Linked DNA regions of Homo sapiens: region 2 is linked to region 1. A link is a loop called in an ENCODE intact Hi-C map of the cell type or tissue named here. Cell type or tissue: Calu3. All regions are shown on one strand. Each heading gives the region's core, and the rest is flanking DNA. Links, peaks and the distances in the headings are about the cores only.

Region 1 (11,487 bases), core at 1,379-9,378:
TGTGTATTCATCATGTAGTTCTCATGCCTTGGTTTTCAGCTCCTTTAAGGAGTTCTCTGCATTGATTATTCTAGTTTGCCATTCATCTAATTTTTTTTTAGGTTTTTAACTTCTTTGCCATGGGTTTGAACTTCCTCCTTTAGCTCAGAGTAGTTTGATCGTCTGAAGTCTTCTTCTCTCAAATCATCATGGTCATTCTCCATCCAGCTTTGCTCCATTTCTGGTGAGGAGCTGTGTTCCTTTGGAGGAGGAGAGGTGCTCTGATTTTTAGTTTCCAGTTTTTCTGCTCTGTTTTTTCCCCATCTTTGTGGTTTTATCTACCTTTGGTCTTTGATGATGGTGAAGTACAGATGGGGTTTTGGTGTGGATGTCCTTTGTGTTTGTTAGTTTTCCTTCTAACAGTCAGGACCCTCAGCTGCAGGTCTGTTGGAGTTTGCTGGAGGTCTACGCCAGACCCTGTTTGCCTGGGTATCAGCAGCAGAGGCTGCACAACAGCAGATATTGGTGAACAGCAGATGTTGCTGCCTGATCGTTCCTCTGGAAGTTTTGTCTCAGAGGAGTACCCGGCCATGTGAGGTGTCAGTCTGCCCCTACTGGGAGGTGCCTCCCAGTTAGGCTACTCAGGGGTCAGGGACCCACTTGAGGAGGCAGTCTGTCCATTCTCAGATGTCCAGCTCCATGCTGGGAGAACCACTACTGTCTTCAAGGCTATCAGACAGGGACATTTAAGTCTGTAGAGGATTCTGCTGCCTTTTGTTTGGCTGTGCCCTGCCCCCAGAGGTGGAGTCTATAGCGGTAGGCAGGCCTCCTTGAGCTGTGGTGGGCTCCACTCAGTTCGAGCTACCAGGCCGCTTTGTTTACCTACTCAAGCCTCAGCAATGGCGGGCACCCCTCCCCCAGCCTCGCTGCCACCTTGCAGTTTGATCTCAGACTGCTGTGCTAGCCATGAGCAAGGGCCCATGGGCATAGGACCCTCTGAGCCATGCACGGGATATAATCTCCTGGTGTGCCATTTGCTAAGACCTTTGGAAAAGTGCAGTATTAGGGTGAGAGTGACCCAATTTTCCAAGTGCCATCTGTCACCCCTTTCTTTGATTAGGAAAGGGAATTCCCTGACCCCTTGCACTTCCCAGGTGAGGCAATGTGCTGCCCTGCTTTGGCTCATGCTTGGTGCACTGCACCCTCTGTCCTGCACCCACTTTCCGACACTCCCCAGTGAGATGAACCTGGTACCTCAGTTGGAAATGCAGAAATCACCCGTCTTCTGCGTTGCTCATGCTGGGAGCTGTAGACTGGAGTTGTTCCTATTCGACCATCTTGGTTCCACCTGGCAGTTTCTTAAAAACAAAAACAAAAGACATGCAACTACCATATGACCTAGCAATTGCACTCCTGGGCATTCATCCCACATGAACACTATGTTCACACAAAAACCTGCACATGGATGTTTCTAATAGCTTCATTTGTAACAGTACAAACCTGGAAACAATCCAGTTGTTCTTTAACTGATGAATGGCTAAACAATGGCACATCATACATGAAATACTACCCAGAAATAAAACGACCAAATTATTGATATACTCAACAACCTGGATAAATCTCCAGAGAATTATGCTGAGTGAAATAAACAATTTAAACATCTTACATATTGTGTGATTCCACTTATGTGTCATTGGGAGAAACAGTGAAATGCACATGAGATCTCTTAATACTTTCTTAATAATTGTCAGATCTCTTTCTGGGTATTATTTCAGTTGAATATGAATCTACAATGATCTAAAAATAAAGTTTAATTTTAAAATACACCTCTGAGAACAGTGTTTGTGTTGGGATCAATTTCAAACAGGTGATACACAGCAGAAGTCCATTTAGTGCAGGCCTCAGGTGTGCCACTTAATCTCTCATCTCCTGCCTTCACACCTGCAAAATGTTGGGGTTGGACCATAAAGAAGCTTCAGGACCTCCTCTTTGCTTCTACAATTCCATGACCTTACTGAGCTATACACATTTGTGGAACCTTTGTTTTGGCCTTATATTTATCAGAGACCCTCTGAAAATCTTTATGGAAACAGCAGTAACTACCTTTCTGGCATTACAACAAAAGAAGTAAATTCTGCCTTCCACCCTCCTGAAAACTGCTTTGCATGCTACAGCAAGATTACTGGAATTACAAAAGGAGAAACACCAAGCATGGCTTTTTCATGGCTAAAATGATCCCCAAATTCACAGTGTCCTCACAATGTCCTCTTCCACAAAGAAGGAACTTCTTCCAGACACACACAATTTGATCAAGTTAATAGTTTCTTAAAAATATTCAGATCTCTTTTTTAGAAACTGGGGGAAGAACTGGGGGCCTTTAGGAACTCTGTTTTGCATTCAATATTCAATCATTCATTCATTCATTTATACTGTAAGCCCTGGAGGTGCCCTCAGTTGTGACATACTTCTTTCTTGACATTTTTATAAATTCTTCAATGTATTCCTTCCCTTATAGGCGTACCCTTTCCAGTTGAGCCATGCTTGTATATACAAACTTAGTCCTCAAATCTCAATCTTGCGACCCATTGTATTTTCCAAAGATGACTGCAAAATCATTCTCATCCCACATGCTGTTCTTACAATGCAACTTTGACATTCTTACCATGAAGTGATGGAGACTATGTTTCCTCCCCTTGAATCTGAGCAGAGCTAATAGCACATGTTGGAAGTGACATATGCAACTTCCAAAGATAGGGCATAAAAATTCCATGTGCATCCACCTGCTTCTTGGTGATACTCACTATTGGAACCCAGCTGCCATGCTACGAGGAAGCCCAAACTCACCCAATTTACCAAGGTAAGGAGGCTACATGGAGAGGCTAGCCATAGATGTTTTGACCAACCACTCAGCTGAAGTCTCAGCCAACAAATAACTAGATCAGCTGATAGACATTCAAGTGAATGTGCCTTTAGATAACTTCAGCTCCCAGATGTAAAGCCACCTTCAGCATTTGAGTGCCAGATAAGATTCTAAACATTGTAGAGACAAGCCATCCTCACTATGCTGTCTGAATTCCTGTCCCACAAAAGTTGGGTGTGGAATTGATCATAATAAAATTATTATTTTATACCACTAAATTTAGAATACTTTGTTGAGCAGTAATAGATAACTATGATTATACTTGATAGAATAAACACCCTAACCTCACTCCCCTCCCTCTCTCAATCTTCTGCTGGTGCTCCCCATTGGCCAAACCCAACTGGAATCCAGAAAGAAAGGAAGCCCAGTGATGTAACCCATATAAGTCAGCTTTTGGGGGCAGGAAATAGAGTGGAGTGTGGAGCTGGCAAAACTGGCAGATATCCAGTGTAGTTTACACTCTGCCTTATTTCATTGACGATGTAAAGTAGATGGCATGAAAGTTGAAATGCCTAAATTTTGATCATTATGGAATAAATAATAAATACCAATCATTTAATCATCCTTTTCAGATAAATCTGTGAAATGAGGTGTTCCGAAGCATAGTTAACTTTTAACTTCCCTTTTGGGTGTGGCTCCATCATGAAGAAGAAGCAGAGTTTAATCACTAAGAGTATAGGTTCTGGAGCCAGTCTGCCTGGGTTCAAATCCTGGCTCTGCTACCAACCAGCTGTATAAATTTGGGTAGCTCCCTTATCCTCTCTGTGTTTCACTTCCCTCATCTGTAAGGAGGGATAAAAATATTGCCTCCCTTATAAATTTGTTGTGGAGATCAAATTAGTTAATAAAGATAAAACATTTAGCATGGTGCTGGGTAAGAGTAAATACTCCATAAGCATTAGCCATTATTATAACACCTAGAAGAAGATTACAAGGTGCAAAGTGTGGCAAAGAAACAAGAGGAAAAGTGGCAAAATATCTTTCTTTTTGGCTTTATTTTCTTCTGAAAAATAGCAATAGCTGATTCAACTATCTCTGATGCTTAGAAATTCTTTAAAAAGAATGACTTTATCAGGATAGAAAAAGGTTCAAGAGTGAGTACAGTAGGTAAGAAGGAAAAAAAGCTATCTCATTTTTTTATGAACTAGAGGTGTGATCTGTTGAGTTCTCATGAACCAGTGAGACATTATTAGAGCATATTATCTTTGAAGTAGGTCTATTACTTTGGTCTTCTCTTCCCAGCTTCCATTCAAAAAATTAAAATCCAAGACAATGGTTCTATAAACAACCTCTAGATAAATACTATTAGTAGCAATGACATTCAAGGAGAAAATAAAAGACATATTCAAATTGTGTTATGAAGAGTTTATTAAACGGAATATTTATAAAAACATGAGCAAGGCATAAAGAAAGAAACTGCAAGGGATAGTTTATTACTCTGGGACTGGCAGCTATAAGAGTACTACTGCAACCCCTAGACCTGAAGGTACAAGAGTACAGAGTCATTGGCTAAACCTGGAGGGAAAGCTGTATGAACACGACTGCAGAGAGGAGCTGTGTGTGGCATTAGTTGTAGAGATGCAGCTGATTCACATAAGGAGCAAGCCAGGGGAAATCAATATCCCAACCTACCTCTCCATCACACCTCCAGCTTGTTGTCAGAGCTCCCTATTGGGGAAACCTAAAGAAGCCAGAGAGAACAAAAGTGGTTATTGAACTCCATACAGGGTACAGAGCAAAGCAGAGAATAGGTCTGGAGGGGCAATGGAAGATATAGTGAGGAGCATGCTTCAGTAATGTGTTGGATAACAGTCATCCATCCCCATGGGCTTGGTTAGAAGATTCCAAGTATTTAGCTAAGTTCTAAAATGTTTTCTATTACAGAGTGTGTAATGGATAGCAATTTTGTTTGGTTTTGTTTTACTGTGTTCCATGTCCCAGCATCCATTTGAGGTTTTTGTGCATGTGTGATAATAGCACTCCAGTTTTCCTTTGCATAATGACTCTTCCTCCATTCTTAACCCATGCAGTTGTTGTGGGTCTGACTCCACTCTATGGATCCTAGGGTAGACATGTGATTCAATTTGGCCAACCCAAGCATTTTCTCCTCTGTCTAGAGGGATGAACTCTTGATCCAAATCAACCCAGTGAGCTTCAGTCCTGAAGCTATTGCTTCAGAAAAGGGTATCTTTCTTTCTGTTGCAGTTTCTAAGCTTATAGAATCTAAGCCCAAAGTTAGAGCCATCTCTGCCCCCAGAGAGTAAGAATCTGAGAACACAGACAACAGAGAGGGAAGCAGAGATCAGTGATGGAGAAACTGAGTCCCAGAGTCCCAGTGGAATTGATGGAACACCTTGAACCCACTGTGCCTAAAACCAAGATACCTCTGGATATTTTAGTTGTCTTTTTCCTACCTCAGCAATGAGAAGTCTTTGGGTTGCAATGAGAGAGGAGGCAGGAAGGTGCCTCAGTTCATGACTACATAGGCTACTCTGGAAGCTTTCACAAAAAGAGACTGCCTCAGAGCTCTGTTTCTGCTCAGTCTCATGAAAGAGTTGTGGTTTTTTTTTGTTTGTTTTGGTTTGGTTTTTTTTTTAATCAGTGAAGAATGACTCATTATTTATCTTGAGGGTGTAACAATGAATTGTTGTAAGATTTATTCAATGTCTTGTCTTTTTTTTTTTTTTTTTCCTACAGCTGTGGACTCTTCCAGGAAAGAAGAAATCAGAAAACATCACCTTTTCTCCACACCCACCCTCAACTTCCACTTCTGTACTATAGAAGCAAAATTGATTAGGCTGGCTAATTTGAAGAGAAAAAGATGATAGGGGCTTTGTGCTTTAGAGGTAGAAGAGGGTAATAGTCAGGTTCACTCTGACAAAGCCCACTAGAGATGGTAGACCCACTGGTAGAAATGGCTACCTGGATACCCAAGGAGAGCATTAATCATCCCATCTCATATCTGAGCTCAGTACTGGGGGAGGGGATAATCAGGTCTCACCAAACCTGGCAGCCTTCCACTGTACGTGTGGGCAAAGACCAACAGCAGTGGTGTTGGTGGTGGAAGTTATCCAAGTCACATGGCAACAAGATATGTTATCGGCAGCCAATCCATTTGGGTCTGTAGCAACCTCAATTCTTGTCTCCTCAGAGGAATGAATTTGAGGGGCATAAGGCAGAAAGAGCTCTAGGCAAGTTTTAGAACAAGAGTGAAAGTTTATTAAGCTTTAGAGCAGGAATGAAAGTGTACTTGGAAGAGGGCCAAGTGGACAGCTTGAAAGACTAGTGCACAGTTTGACCTAATTTGACCTTTTTTTTTTTTTTTTCCTTTTGAAATGGAGTCTAGCTCTGTCGCCCAGGCTGGAGGGCAGTGGCGTGATCTCAGCTCACTGCAACCTCTGCCTCCTGGCTCAAGCATTTCTCCTGCCTTAGTCTACTGAGTAACTGGGATTACAGGCATGCACCCAGAGTTAGGGTATCCTGGCTCCCAGTGAAGGGACTGGCCAATTAATTTTAGTCATAAAAACTACACACCCAGCTAATTTTTTGTATTTTTAATAGAGACAGGGGTTTGCCACTTTGGCCAGGCTGGTCTCAAACTCCTGACCTCAAGTGATCCGCCCATCTTGGCCTCCCAAAGTGCTGGGATCACAAGCATGAGCCACTGCACCTGGCCCCAGTTTGACCTTTTGACTTGAGGTTTTATACATTAGTGTACTTCCAAGGTCCTGCATCCCTTCTCCTCTAATTCTTCCCTTGGGGTGGGCTGTCCGCATGGCAGTGGCCTGCTAGCACTTGGGAGAATGCACAGTGTGTTTACTGGAGTTGTACACATGCTCACTTGAGGCATTCTTCTTTTACCAGTTGAATGTCCCTGGAAGGTCATATGCCAGTTAAACTCCACCATTTTAATGTGCTTGCTTGAACCCGCTCACCCAATTCCTGAGATCTTTTTGGGAAGCTGCTGATCACCAGTTTCAGGTGTTTATATTTATTAGGGGATTGCCGTTCCCTGGTGCCAGCTGCAACCAATTATTATTTCAGCGAGACAGTTAACAACCGCCTTACCATCACCTGATGGCTGCCTGACATTCCTGGTGTGTGTGGTGGGGGTAGGGGGGGAATCCCTATCCTGCTCAGCTCCTATCTGACTAGCTACCTACTGTAATAGTGGCATCCAAAAGTGACTCAAAACCAAGAGTCTCTATTATTGTCCTTGACCATTGGGTCAGAAGGGCCATAAAAACAGGGAGATGCTGACAGTTGTATCAATCTTGATGAAGGAAGAAATTAACTTCATATAATTATTTTTAGAAAAATAGACACGATATTTTTTATGTTCAGTATTATAGATTGATTATCTCTGTTAACTTTATGTAATTTATATGCCAGATACCTAAGGTATCTAATAATAGTACAAGATAGAAAAAATTTTTATACACTTCATGAGGGTTCTGCAAGACCTAACTGTGGTATTTACAAGAAATATGCCATAAATACATTTTTTAATAATTTCAACTTTTATTTTGGATTCAGAGAGTACATGTGCAGGTTTGTTACCCTGGTATATGGCATGATGTTGAGTTTTGGGGTATGATTGATCCCATCATGCAGGTACTGAGCATAGTACCCAATAGTTAATTTTTCAACTGCTGCCTCCCTGCCTCCTTCCTCCTTCCTCTAGTACTCCCCAATGTCTGTTGTTTCCATCTTTACGTCCATGAGTACCCAGTGTTTAGCTCCCACTTGTAAGAAGTGACAGCATGTGGTATCTGGTTTGCTGTTCCTGTGTTAATCTACTTAGGATAATGGCCTCCAGCTCTATGCATGTTGCTGCAAAGGCCACAATGTCTTTCTTTTTATGGCTGTGTAGTACTCTATGGTGTATATATACCATATTTTCTTCATACATTCTGCCACTGATGGACACCTAGGCTGATTCTATGCCTGCTATTGTGAATAGTTCTGTGATGAACATGCAAGTGCGTGTGGTTTTTTGGTATAAAAATTTATTTTCTTTTGGAAGTAATAGGGTTGCTGGGTCAAACAGTAGTTCCTTTTTAAGTTCTTTGAGAAGTCTCTAAACTGCTTTCCACAGAGGCTGCACTAATTTACATTCCCACCAACAGTGTAGAAGCCTTCCCTTTTCTCCACAGCATCACCATCTGTTAGTTTTTGACTTTTAATAGCAGCCATTCTGACTGGTGTGAGATGGTATCTCAATGTGGTTTTGATTTGCATTTCTCTGATGATGTGATGTTGAACATTTTTTTCATACGTTTGTTGGCTGCTTGTATGTTGTCTTTTGAGAAGTGTCTGTTCGTGTCTTTTGCCCATTCTTAATGGGGTTATTTTCTTTTTGCTTGTTCAATTGTTTAAGTTCCTTATAGATTCTGTATATTAGACCTTTGTTGGATGCACAGTTTGTGAATATTTCTCTCATTCTGTAGGTTGTCTGTTTACTCTGTTGTTAGTTTCTTTTGCTGTGCAGAAGCTCTTTAGTTCATTTAGGTCCCAGTTGTCAATTTTTATTTTTGTTTCAATTGCCTTGGAGGACTTAGTCATAAGTTATTTCCCAAGGCTGATGTCCAGAATGGTGGTTCCTAGGTTTTCTTCCAGGATTCTTAATTTGGGGTCTTACATTTAAATCTTTAATCCATGTTTCTTTCTTATGCATATGGCTAGCCAGCTATCCCAGCACCATTTATTGAATAGGAAGTCCTTTCCACATTGCTTATTTTTGTCGACTTTGTTGAAGATCAGATGGCTGTAGGCGTATGGCTTTATTTCTGGGTTCTATATTCTGTTCCATTGGTCTATGTGTCTGTTTTTGTACCAGTACCATGTTGTTTTGGTTACTGTAGCCTTATTGTGTAGTTTGAAGTCAGGTAGTGTGATGGCTCTGGCTTTTTTCTTTTTGCTTAGGATTGCTTTGGCAATTCAGGCTTTTGTTATTGTTGTTCCAAATGAAGTTTAGAGTAGTTTTTTCTAGTTCTGTGAAAAATTAAATTGGTAGCTTAATATGAATACCATTGAATCTGTACATTGCTTTGTGTGGTATGGCCATTTTAATGATATTGATTCCAATCATGAGCATGGAATGTTTTTCCATTTGTTTATGACATCTATGATTACTTTCAGGCGGTGTTTTCTAGTTCTCCTTGTAGAGATCTTTCACCTACTTGGTTAGATTATTCCTAGGTGGGTTTTTTTGTGGCTATTGTGAATGGGATTGTGTTCTTGATTTGGTTCTCAGCTTGAATACTATTTGTGTATAGAAATGCCACAGATTTCTGTATATTGGCTTTTGTATCCTGAGATTTTACTGAGGTCATTTATCAGCTCCAGGAGCCTTTTGAAGGAGTCTTTAGGATTTTCTAGGTATAGAATCATATCATCAGAGAAGACAGATAGTTTGACTTCTTCTTTTCCTGTTTAGATGGCTTACATTTTTTCTCTTGTCTGATTGCTCTGGCTTAGACTTTTGGAACTATGTTGAATAGGTGTGATGAGAGTAGGTATACTTGTCTTATGCCAGTTCTCAAGGGGAATGCTTCCAGTTTTTGCTTTTTCAGTATAATGTTGGCTACGGGTTTGTCATAGATGACTCTTATTATTTTGAGGTATATTCCTTTGATACCAAGTTTGTTTAAGGTTTCTACTCTGAAGGGATTTTTGGTCTAATTGAGAGTTTTTTCTGTGTCTATTGAAATGAGTGCAAGGTGTCTTAGTCTGTTCTCATATTGCTATAGCAGTACCAAGGGGAAAATCCACTCTCATGATCCAATCACCTTCCACCAGGCCCCATCTCCAATACTGGGGATTACAATTCTACAAGAGATTTGGGTGGGGACACAGATGCAAACAATATCATGTGGTTTTTGCTTTTAATTCTGTTTACGTGGTGAATCACATTTATTGATTTGCATGTGTGGCACAAATCTTGCATCCCAGGAATGAAGCCTACTTGATCATGGTGAACTAACTTTTTTAAGTGCTACTGGATTCAGTTTGCTGGTATTTACTTGAGGATTTTTGCATCCATGTTAATCAGGGATATTGGCCTATAGTTTTCTTTCTTTGTTGTGCCTTTGCCAGGTTTTGGTATCAGGGTGATGCTAGCTTTGTAGAATTAGTTAGGAAGGAATCTCTCCTTAATTTTTTGGGAATAGTTTCAGTGGGATTGGTAGCAGCTTTTCTTTTTAGGTATGGTAGAATTTGGCCATGGACCCATTTGGTCTAGGGCTTTTCTCAGTTGGTAGGTTTTTTATTACTGATTGTATTTTGGAACTCAATATTAGTCTGTTCAGGGTTTCAATTTCTGCCTGATTCAATCTTGGGAGATTGTGTGTTTCTGGGAATTTACACATTTCTTCCATATTTTCTAGTCTGTATGCATAGAGGTGTTCATAATAGTCTCTAAGGGCTTTTTGTATTTCTGTGAGATTGGTTGTAAGGTCACTTTTGTCATTTCTGGTTGTGCTTATTTTTCCTGTTTTTTTCATTTTTTATTAATGTAGTCTAGTGTCTATCAATCTTGTTGATCCTTTCAAAAAAACTGCTTTTGGTTTCATTGATTCTTTGTATGGATTTTTGGATCTCAATCATTCAGTACTGCTCTGAGTTTAGTTCTTTTCTTCTGCTAGCTTTGGGGTTAGCTCATTCTTGTTTTTATTATTCTTATAGTGTGCTGTTAGATAGGTAATTTGAGATCTTTCCAACTTTTTGACATAGGCATTTAGCACTATTAACTTTCCTCTTAACATTGCTTTTGCTGTATCCCAGAGATTTTCATTGTGTCTCTGTCCATCTTTATTTATTTCAGAGAATTTTTGAATTTCTGTCTTACTTTTGTTGTTTACCCAAAAGTCATATAGGAGCAACTTGTTTAATTTTCATGTAATTGTGTGATTTGAAAAGATCATCTTGGTATTTATTTCTATTTTTATTCCAATATGGTCTGAGAAAATGGTTGTTATGATTTCCATTTTTTATTTTATTTTTTAAATTATTATACTTTAATTTCTAGGGCACATGTGCACAATGTGCAGGTTTGTTACATATGTATACATGTGCCATGTTGGTGTGCTGCACCCACTAACTCGTCATTTACATTAGGTATTTCTCCTAATGCTATACCTCACCACTCCCCCAACCCCATGACAGGTCCCGGTGTGTGATGTTCCCCACCCTGTGTCCAAATGTTCTCATTGTTTAATTCCCACCTATGAGTGAGAACATATGGTGTTTGGTTTTCTGTCCTTGCGATATTTTGCGAGAATGATGGTTTCCAGCTTCATCCATGTCCCTACAAAGGACATGAACTCATCCTTTTTTATGGCTGCATAGTATTCCATGGAGTACATGTGCAACATTTTCTTAATCCAGTCTATCATTGATAGACATTTGGGTTGGTTCCAAGTCTTTGCTATTGGGAATAGTGCCGCAATAAACGTATGTGTGCATGTGTCTTTATAGTAGCATGGTTTATAATCCTTTGGGCATATACCAAGTAATGGGATGGCTGGGTCAAATGGTATTTCTAGTTCTAGATTCTTGAGGAATCACCACACTGTCTTCCACAATGG
Region 2 (11,487 bases), core at 1,377-9,376, 65 kb before region 1:
GCGAAGGTCTGCAGCTTCACTCCTGGAGCCAGTGAGACCACGAACCCACTAGAAGGAAGAAACTCCAAACACATCTGAACATCAGAGGGAACAAACTCCGGACACGCCGCCTTTAAGAACTGTAACACTCACCACGAGGGTCTGCAGCTTCATTCTTGAAGTCAGTGAAACCAAGAACCCACCAATTCTGGACACAATACTATGTGACACAGAAGGAAAACCCGAGTCTGCATTTCCATAGCAACTTTGGTACTATTAATGGCACACACACACAGTGAACTTTGGTGATTTGCATAGAAGTGAAAACATCTAAGAAAATGACTTACTAGATAAGTGGTTTATACTTATTAATAGGTTTTTCTATAATTGCATTTGATAATCAATACCTAATAGGACATGTATCATTGCTGAGCTTCCCTAGAGCATACAAGTAAATTACTTGCCCAAGGTAACTCAGATCTGAGAGTTGGACCAGCTCTGGATTCTAGGAGTACTGATTTAGTCTAGTGAACTTTGTTCAGACACCACCACACAATCAAGTTTATGTAAGCAGAAATTACAACTGCATACTCTTTCAGGTCCTGTAGGCTCACACATTAAGCTATAGGAGTTTTAAAAATAAGTAAATCCTTTCTGGAAGACTCCTTTGTAAGAAGGTACCTGATGGTGATAAGGGCACCAAGGTGAACCAACCTGCCCTGTCACATCCATTCAGAACCTTGTACAGGGTGATGGGACTGAAGAAGGTGGCACTCCATCTCCCCTACTAGCTTGGTTGTTCTGTGTCAAGACCCTTCCAGACACCCAACTGCAGAACATGAATCATTTTTTGTCTATGCAAAATATTGCACTGTCTATTGTGGGCACTGATTTCTCCTAATGTCAAGGTTCAAGGCTAATGTTGGCCTTCTTAGATATCTTTGCTTCCGAGTCAGATGGATAGCAGGAAAACGGAAAAACGTCTAGGAGAGAAGCCAGCACTAAGGAGGGAACCAGATCGTGAGACAAAAGAATTGGAATCCAAGGCCATGAATAACTTTTCAGTTGTCATGGGATTAGTGGCTAACGAGGTCTTTGGGGGCATCCCAGTGGTAACCATGAAAAGTCCTATATATAGACGGGGTGTAGTGGCTCACATCTGTAATTCCAGCTCTGTGGGAGGATTGCTTGAGCCCAGGAGTTCGAGACCAGCCTGGGCAACCTAGTGAGACCTTGTCTCTTAAAAAAAATAAATAAGAAAGCCCTATGTATTCAATGGTGTCTAATGTTTTGCTTTCATAATACCATGTTCTCAGTTATCCCTTGACTCGCTAAACTATTGAACTTCCTCTGAATTTCTTAAGCTGTTGGAGCAGCTCATATCCAGATCAATGTGTTATCCCTTATGTGCACCATTGACCATAGTGTTTTATTTAAAGGCAATGGCTTTAACCCAAAGGAATGACATATTTTGAATACTTAGAGTTTAGGTCAAATTGACCCATTGTATGACCACATTGTATCCCCTCAGCCACCTGTGGCTTCAGCCAGGCCCGTAGTAGACATGTAGACATTTACCTCCCACTTCATCCTTGCAGTGTGCTCCCCAGGCTCACACTGGCTTTTCTGATGGGCTTGACTTTTACCAATCCATGCTCTTTTCTATGTGCAGCCTGGAAGAGCTGAGGAGTTACTATTTGTGAAAAGTCTGAGAAGCATACAGACCCCTCCTCAAGAGTGAAAAGCTGGAGTGCAGATTTCAATAATGTGCCTTACATTGACTCTTTCTCCTTCCCTGTTTCACTTCTTTTTCACTCCTGGTTCCTGGGCACAGGCAGTTTATGTAGGAGGCAATCCCAAATTCTTATCTTAGTCTCTGCTTTTAGGAGGCTGCTATGATCTGAATGTTTGTGTTTCTCCAGAATTTATGTTGAAATCCTAATCCTGAAGGTGATGATATAAGGAGGTGGGGCCTTTAGGAGATGATTAGGTCATGAAAGCAGAGCCCTCACGAATCGGATTAGTGCCCTTATGAAAGAAGCCCGAGGAAGCTCAGGCACCGCTTCCAACATGTGAGAACATGGTGAAAAGACAGCTATGCACCAGGACACAAGCCTTCACCAGACTCTGAGCCTATCAGCACTTTGATCTTAGACTTCCAGCCTCCAAAACTTAGACATAAATTTCTGTTGTCTGTAAACCACCCAGTTTATGGTATTTTGTTGCAGCCTAAACAGACTAAGATAGGGACCCAAACTAAGACACAGGCCCTAGGTTCAGGAGGTTTGAGTTACACAGAAAAAACTCCTATAATTCCAAAAAGTGAGTGAGAGAAAAGTACATAATCTACAAAGCCATAGCAAAGCAGTGTTCAGTTGATGTGGAAAGAGAAGACCAGAGATGAAGATAATTGTTGACTTCAGGAACTTACATCCAGTGTTTTAAGTTTCCTCCACTAGTGAAGGAATAAGAAAATCAATCTCTAACATACCTTGCATTCTTTCTATTTGGGCCTTGTCATGATTCCTCCATTGATGGGGCTTTTTTCTAATCTTTGCGATCTTGTAGGAGACAATCCTGGTGCCTATGCTGTCGTTGCTGCTGTGTGCAACTGCACTTTTCTCATTCTTTTAAAGAGTGGCTTTTGCCTTGGTTGTAAGGAACATATAAGCTGATCTAGAGTTTGTCGGAACTCAGCTCTGATTCAGAGCCTGAGGGAGATTGCCTTAAGAAACTGGCACCCTGAGGCAACCATGGAGATACCTTGCTCAGATTCCCTTTCAAGAAAGGGCTTGCAGTGGAGCTATGAGGAGAGCTGTTGACGGACCTTCTCTCTGTGGTGCCCTGGGCAGCTCCCAGCCAGTGAGGTAGTATGGTTGGGATGCTAGGGCCTGCCTGGCCATTTTGACCAAGTAGGAACTCCTCTGGTGGGTAATCTTTGCTCCAGAGCTTTCTGAGGTTCACCAAGATACTATCAGGTATGTAGCATGGTCCAAAAGCTTTCCAAGCCACCCCATCCTGCTTTCTCCCCCTTTATTTTTTATAGATGTTATCCCCTAACAAGTCTCTTACACTACTAATTTCATCTCAGCATCTGTTTCCTGGAGTACCTGAACAGACATAACTGGTCCTAAGAGTGGTATGAGAAAGCAAGATAGGGTTTAGGGACTGAATTGCTTACTTCCAACCTGGCAATGAAGACCCTATCCTGGTTGTTACGTGATACACAGTAATCTGGGGGTAGGGGCTGTGCAGATGGGGATGGGTTAATAAACTGCAGCCTGAGGAACAGATCTCACCTGCCACCTGTTTTGTTTTAAAGTTTGTGTTAGAAAGGCTTTATTTTCCCTTTAGCTTTTAATTTATTTGAGGCATAATCTTGCTCTGTCACCCAGGCTGGAGTGCAGTGGCGTGATCTCAAATCACTGCAACCTCTGCCTCCCAGGTTCAAGCAATTCTTGTGCCTCAGCCCCCTGAGTAGCTGGGACTATAGGCGCCCGCTGCCATGCCTGGCTAATTTTTGTATTTTTAGTAGGGAAAGATTTCACCATGTTGGCCAGGCTGGTCTTGAACTCCTGACCTCAGGTGATCCATCTGCCTCGGCCTCCCAAAGTGCTGGGATTACAGGCATGAGCCACCATGCCTGGTCCCATTAGCTTTTTAGATGTCTTTATTTTTTAGTAACTTTAAGTTTTCATTTAAATTTAGGAGAAATTCCCTCATTCACCTCTCCTTCCTCAAGATTCCCCTATTGTTAACATCTTGGCTTACTATGGTACACTTGTTGCAATTGATGAGCTAATATTGGTAAAATGTTAATAAAAGTTCAGTTTTTTTCCCTAAGATGGCAGATGAGAGGCTCTTTGTGTGCCTAAATGACTTGGAAGGAGCAAAATAGTGCATAACGATCAACTTGATGAGCTTTAGTTCAAGAAGGAAAATGGGAATTCACCAAAATAGCAAAGGACATCCCAGATCCTGGAGAGAAGAAGGTGGGCAAACAGTGTCCAGCTGATAAAAGTGGGTGCAGCCCCAGTACACAAGAGGGGTAGAGAGCCTCCCTCTGTAACTCACCGATCCACTAGGGATCCATGCAACTCTGGCCAAGGGAGAGCATCTTGTTTCTCCCAAGCTCCAGAGCTAATTTGAGGACAGGCTTGGAGACACTGAGCAGGAAAGACACTAGGAAAAGCTGCAGGCATTTTCCCACACCCAAGACTGAGAAGAGGATGCCATTTTGAACCCAGGCTCATAGAAAGTCAGCCATTCTTCAGCAACCCAGCAGCATGGCCACACAGGCATTTTAGTCTCAGACCAAAGATTGGAGTGCTTTCTATGGAGCTGGGGAAGAGCCCCCACAGCCAGAATTGAGCAGCAGGTGTGGAAAGCACCCCAGCAGTAGGTGCTGGAATTGGGCTCTCCTTCATTGCAGGTCTGGAGTAGGAGAGTTGCTGAAGCTAGTTTCTCCTGGGCAGCAAGACTTGCTGCCAGGGCCAGTTTGCCAACCTGGAACCAGTCTGCGTGTATCATTGCTGGGTGCTCCAGCCTGCTTTTCTGAGATCGTGGTGCAGTGGGGCCCTCTCTACCCTATGCTGAGGCATGTCGCCAAGCACTTGCAATACCTGTTCCCCTGGATTAGCAGCCTGAGCTACCCCATCCTTCCTCTACAGAGATCTTGGTGCAGTGGTGCTCCCTTCACACCATGCATGGGCCTACCTCTAGGTGTTTGGCACACACTCTCACCTGGATTAGCTGCCTGAGCTGACCCCTTTCCTGAAAAGACTTTGTTGCACTCTGTTACTCTGCTCCCTACTGGGGGACATATTTTCAGGCATTCAGCACACGTGCTCACCTGCCTGAGCTTCCCTCCTGTGCAGAGATCTTGGTGCAGTGGCACAGTCCCTGCTCCATGCCTGGACATGTCTCCAGGCCTTTGGCATACCTGCCCCTTTGGAATAGGAGCTTGAGCTTCCATCCCTTTCCCATGCAGTGAACTCGGTGCAGTGACACTTCCTCCACTCCACACCTGGACAGAACTCCAGGCATTTAGCACACTAGGTCTCACAGATTAGGAGCTTGAGCCACCTATCCCTTCCCATGCAAAGATCTTAATGTGGCAGTGATTTCTCTGCTTCTACCCCAGGCATATCATCTGGCATGAGGTACACCTGCTCTCTCGGAGTAGGAGACAGAGCCACCCTTCCCATCCCCTGCAAAGACCTTGTTGCAGCAGTAGTTTCTCCACTCCTTGCTGAGGCATATTTCCAGGCATTTGGCATACCTGCTTGCCTGGATTAGAAGCCTGAGCCACCCCCACCTTCAGGTGTGGAGATTGTGGTGCACTAGCTCACCCTCCTCTCAATGCCCAGACATATCTCTAGACATTCCAAGTACCAATTCATCTAGATTAGGAGTTTACACCTCTCCTCTTCCTTAGGCAGAGAACTTGGGGCAGAGGAAGTTTTCAAACTCCATAACTAGGCACACCTCTGGCCACTTGGTGGCCACCCACTGGGCCCCCCCACCTTGGAGCTAGTGCTCGTGCCTGTTATTGGGGGACCTGTAAGTGGACCTGCCTGGTCAGGCCCCATCCCTCTTAGTCTCCCACTCTGGAGCTGAACAGGAAGCTCAGACCACTGTGCACCCCACAGATTGCCAGAGGCAACAGAGCTTCTCCCAGTAAACAAAGATCAGGTATATGCACATCTGCATTGGCTGCAGCTGGCTTTTACCTGTATAAGATACCTACTGGCCTGGAGGTTGAATGGCACAACACAATAGAAAATCTGCAGACACAAGTGCTCAACAGTGGGGAATGAGAAAAGCTTCCTGAGACCTCTGCCACCCCAGCCACACAGGAGGCAGTGAGTCTGCCCACATGCTACAACCAGCATTTGGAAGAGCCGCTATACAAAGTTACCTATAACCAAGGAATGTATACAGACTCTGCCACCAAAGACACCCAGAACCAGAGAGAGCTAACCCCTGGCATGGTCTTCCCCTAAAGAAGTGGGGAGCACAGCCCACCAAAGCACCCCTCGGGCCAAAGGAAACATGAGTGCAGCACCAGCCCTTGAGACAGTACCACCAAAGCCCAGGGATGGACACGGAGAATGGGTAATCTCTCCCCTCCACACTACTGTGGACTTGGCAGCACCTCTTTCCATAAGAACCCAGGGAACGTGGGCTGAAACAGACCACTTATTAGGCAACTACAGTGGCTCCACCCCCCACTGAAGGTTGAACACTTGCTAGGGAAGGATACTTTTCACTTCTCCCTTGCCCCTGCTCCTACCTGTTGGCTCTTACTTTTCAGCACCACCTTCTGGACAGAAGATTGAATTACACCACCAAACAAAATGACATTGCTACAACAAGCAACACCTGAGAAGACCACCACAGGAACATATTTGCAATCAAGGAACCCAAACAGAGCCTTGGCTCCCTAAAAGCACCCAGAAACAAAGCCAATCTATTATACACAGTATACACTGCAGTCATACCCCCAAGGGAAAAAAGAATAGGAAATCAAGAAGCTCCAAACAATAGCAAATTCAAAAAAAGAAGCATTAATTATCTCACGTTAGAAGGAACCAGCACAAGAACTGTGACAATACAAAAAGCCAGAGTGTCTTGTCACCTCCACAGGATCTCGCTAGCTCCCAAGCAACGGATCCTAATCAGAATGAAATGTCTAGGATGACAGACATTCAATTCACAATATGGATGTCAAAGAAAATGAGATTTAAGAGAAAAAATCCAACATGAACAGAAAAACAATCCAAGATTTAAAAGATAACACAGCTGTATTAAGAAAGAAGCAAACAGAACTTCTGGAACTGAAAAATTCACTACAGGAATTTCAAAATACAATTGGAAGCCTTAACAGACTAGAACAAGCTAAGGAAAAAATTTCAGAGCTTGAAGAATGGTCCTTTGAATCAACCCAGTAGAAAAAGAAAAATTTAAAAATGAATAAAGCCTTTGAGAAATATGGGGCTATCTAAAGTGATCAGATATATGACTTATTGGCATTCTTGAGAGAAGAGAAAGTAAACAACTTGATAAATGTATTTTTGAGGATACAATTCTGGAAAATTTCCCCAATTTTGCTAGAGAGGACAACATGCAGATACAATAAATCTAGAGAAGTCCTACAAGTTACTATACAAGATTACCATCCCCAAAGCACATAGTCATTAGGCTATCCAAGGTCAATGTGAAAGAAAACATCTTAGAGGCAGCTAGAGAAAAGGGTCATGTTACCTATAAAGGGAAACACATCAGACTAATGGACTTCTCAGCAGAAACCTTAACAGTCAGAGATTGGGGCCCATTTTTAGCATTCTTAAAGAGAAATGTCAGCCAAAATTTCATATCTTACCAAACTAAGCTTCATAAACAAAGAAGAAAGTCTTTCCCAGACAAGCAATTGCTAAAGGACTTCATCACCCCAAGACCAGCCCTAAAAGAGATGCTTAAGGGAGGTCTAAACAGGGAAACAAAAGACTGATACTATCATGAAAGCACATAGCCCATGGACCCCATAAAGCAACCACATAATCAAGACAAACTAGCTAATAACACTATGACAGGAATAAAACCTCACATATCAACATTAGCGTTTAATGTAAATGCCCTAAATACCATACTTAAAAGATATAGGGTAGCAAATTTGATAAAAACACAGGACACAAGATCTGTCTGGTCTCTTCAAGAGACCCATCTCACAGGTAATGATAGCCATAGGCTCACAGTAAAGACATGGAAAGAAAGACTGATCATGCAAATGCTAAACAAACAAAAAAAAACAGGGGTTGCTATTCTTGTATAGGATAAAATAGACTTTAAACCAGAAACAATAAAAAAGGGCATTATATAATGATAAAGAGTTCAATTCAAGAAAATTTAACTACTCTAAATATATATGCACCCAACATTGGAGCACCCAGACTTATAAAGCACAGAATTCTATACCTAACAAAAGAAGTTAGCAGCCATACGATAATAGTGTGGGACATCAACACCGCATTGACATCTTCAGACAGATCATTCACACCCAGAAAAACTAAAAAAATTCCAGACTTTAATTCAACATTTAACCAATTGTACCTAATAGACATCTACAGAATACTCCATCCAACAACCACAGAATATACGTTCTTATCTGCAATCTTCTCATCTAAAATTGACCACACGCTCAGTCATAAAGCAAGTCTTAAAATCAAAAATATCAATATTAAGCATCTTCTCACACCACAGTGAAATAAAAATAGAAATTAATATCAAAAGGAACTCTCAAAATGACACAAATATATGGAAACAAAACAACTTCTGAATTACTTTTGGGTACATGATGAAATTAAGGCACAAATAAAATTCTTTAAAACAAATGAAAACAGAGGCATAACATACCATAACCTCTAGGATACAGCAAAAGCAGTGTTAAGAGGAAAGTTTATAGCATTAAACACCTGCATCAAGAAGATAGATACCACATTAAAAACCTAACCTTGCACCTAAAACTAGAAAAACAAGGACAAACCAAACCCAAAGCTAACAGAAGAAAAGAAATAACTAAAATCAGAGCAAAACTAAATGAAATTGAGGCCCCAGAAAATGATACAAAGGGTCAATGAAATTAAAAGGTGGTTCTTTGAAAGGATAAACAAGATTGATAGACCACTAGCTAGAATAATAAAGAGAAAATCTAAGCAAAATCAAAAATAACAAAGGTAATTTCACAACTGAACCCAGAGAAATACAGAAGGATCTCAGAAACGATTATGAACATTTCTATGCACACAGATTAGAAAATCTAGAAGAAAACACACAACTTCCCAAGATTGAGCCAAGGAGGAACAAATCTTGAACAAACCAATACTGAGTTCTGAAATTAGTAATAAAAAAAATCCTGCTGACCAAAAAAAAATCCCCAGACAAGATGGATTTGCAGCTGAATTCTACAAGACATGCAAAGAAGAGCTGATACCAATACTTCTGAAGCTATTTCAAAAAATCAAGGAGGAGGGACTCCTCTCTAACTCAGTCTATGAAAGCAGTAGCATCCTGATACCCAAATTTGGCAAAGATACAACATAAAAAGAAAACTATTGACCAACATCCCTGATAAACATAGATGCAAAAAATCTCAACAAAATACTAACATCAAAAAGGAGCACATCAAAAAGTTAATTCACGATCAAGTGGGCTTTATTCCTGTGATGGAAGGATGGTTCAATATATGCAAATCAACAAATGTGATTCATCATATAAATAGAATTAAAAACAAAAGCCATATGATCATCTCAATAGATGCAGAAAAAGTATTCAATAAAATCCAACACCCCTTCATGATAAAAACCCTCAACAGACTACATCTTAAGGAACATACCTCAAAATAATAAGAGCCATCTATAAGAAATCCACAGCCAACATCATGCTGAACAGGCAAAAGCTGGAAGTATTTTCCTTAAGAACTGGAATAAGACAAGGATGCCCACTCTCACCACTCCTATTCAACATAATACTGCAAATCCTATCCAGAGCAATCAGGCAAAAAGAAAAAAAAAGCATCCACATAGGAAAAGAGGAAGTCAAGTTATTTCTCTTCACTGACAATATAGCTCTACACCTAGAAAACCCTAAAGATTCTGCCAAAAGACTCAGACTTGATAAACAATTTCAGTAAATTCTCAAGATACAAAATCAATGTGCAAAAATCTGTATTTCTATACACCAATAACATTTAAGCTGATAGCCAAATCAAGAACACAATCCCATTTACAACAGCCACACACACACATACAAAATACCTAGAGATACACCTAACCATGCAGGTAAAAGATCTCTAAGGAGGACTACAAAACATTGCTGAAATAATCATAGATGACACAAAGAAATGGAAAACCATTCCACACTCCTGGGTTGGAAGAACCAATATAGTTAAAATGTCCATACTGCCCTAAGCAATCTACAGATCCAATGCGACTCCTATTAAATTACCAACATCATTTTTCATAGAGTTAGGAAAAACTAAAGTTCATATGGAACCATAAAAGAGCCTGAATAGCCAAGGCAACCCTAAGCAAAAGGAAGAAAGCTGCAGGCATCACATTCCCGACTTCAAATTATACTATAAGGCTACAGTCACCAAAACAGCATGGTACTGATGCAAAAATAAACACATAGGCTAATGAAATAGAATAGAGATCCCTGAAGTAAAGCTGCACACCTACAACCAACTGATGTTTGAAAAAATTGAAAAAAAAAAAACAATGGAGAAAGGACTGTATTCAATAAATGGTGCTGGGACAGCTGACTAGGCATATACAGAAGAATAAAGCTGGACCCCTACGTTTCACCATACAAATTTAACTCAACATGGATTAATGACTTAAATGTAAGACTTCAAACTAAAAAAATTCTAGAAGAAAACCTAGGAAATATTCTTCTAGACATTGGCCTAGGCAAATAATTTATGATGAAGACCCCAAAAGCAAATGCAACAAAATAAAAAAGAGATAAGTGAGACTTAATGAAACTAAAGAGCTTCTGCACAGCAAAGGAAACTATCAACAGAGTAAAGAGACAACCTACAGAATGGGAAAAAATATTTGCAAACTATGCATCTGACAAAGGACTAATATCTAGAATCTGTAAGGAACTTAAATGAACCAACAAGGAAAAAACAAACCCATTCAAAAGTGGGCAAAGGACATGAACAGATATTTTTCAAAAAAAGACATATATGTGGGCAAGAAACATATGAAAATATGTTCAGCATCACTAATCATCAGAGAAATGCTAATCAAAACCACAATGAGATACCATCTCACACCAGTCAGGATGGCTATTATTAAAAAGTAAAATAATGGGTAGCTGGCAAGGTTGCAGTGAAGAAGGAATGCTTATACACTGTTTGTGGGAGTGTAAATTAGTTCAACCATTGTGGAAAGCAGTGTGGTGATTCCTTGAAAAACCAAAAGCAGAACTACCATTCCACCCAGCAATCCCATTACTGAGTGTATATCCAAAAGAAAAATCATTTTACCAAGAAGACACATGCAATCGTATGTTCATCATAGCACCATTCGCAATAGCAAAGAGATGGAACCAAGCCAGGTGCTCGTCAATGGTGGATTGGATAAAGCAAGTGTGGTATATATACACCATGGAATACTATGCAGCCATAAAAAAAGAACAAAATCGTGTCCTTTTCAGGACATAGATGCAGCTGGAGGTTGTTATCCTAAGTAAATTAACACAGAAACAGAAAACCAAGTTTCACATGTTCTCACTTATAAGTGGAAGTTAAATTTGGGGTTCACATGGACATACAGATGGGAACCATAGACACTAGGGATTCCAAAAGGAGGGAGTAGGGCAAGGATTGAAAAACTTTCTATTAAATAATATGTTCACTACCATGGTGATAGGTTTAATAGAAGCCTAAACCTCAGCATCACACAATATACCCTTGTAACAAACCCTGCACAGGTACCCCCT

What was found. Hi-C counts contacts between places; a loop is a spot of excess contacts. Peaks named below come from ENCODE experiments on the same cell type or tissue, not always from the same donor. Only the 100,000 strongest peaks of a DNase experiment are listed, where the experiment ranks them.
Region 2: it touches region 1 in a loop (7-fold over the local background); 3 of 110 quality-filtered maps call a loop at or near these places.

Annotation. Positions count from the first base shown.
Region 1 is chr4:77,532,852-77,544,338 of GRCh38, forward strand. It overlaps a transcript of CXCL13 not described here. Among named protein-coding and RNA genes, the nearest start is that of CXCL13, 67 kb to the right of the region's middle. In Calu3, for the core only: no CTCF peak of the experiment used is centred there; a DNase peak (open chromatin) is centred at 5,930.
Region 2 is chr4:77,467,419-77,478,905 of GRCh38, forward strand. No RefSeq gene overlaps it. Among named protein-coding and RNA genes, the nearest start is that of CXCL13, 130 kb to the right of the region's middle. In Calu3, for the core only: a CTCF peak has its summit at 6,318 (motif pointing left); no DNase peak of the experiment used is centred there.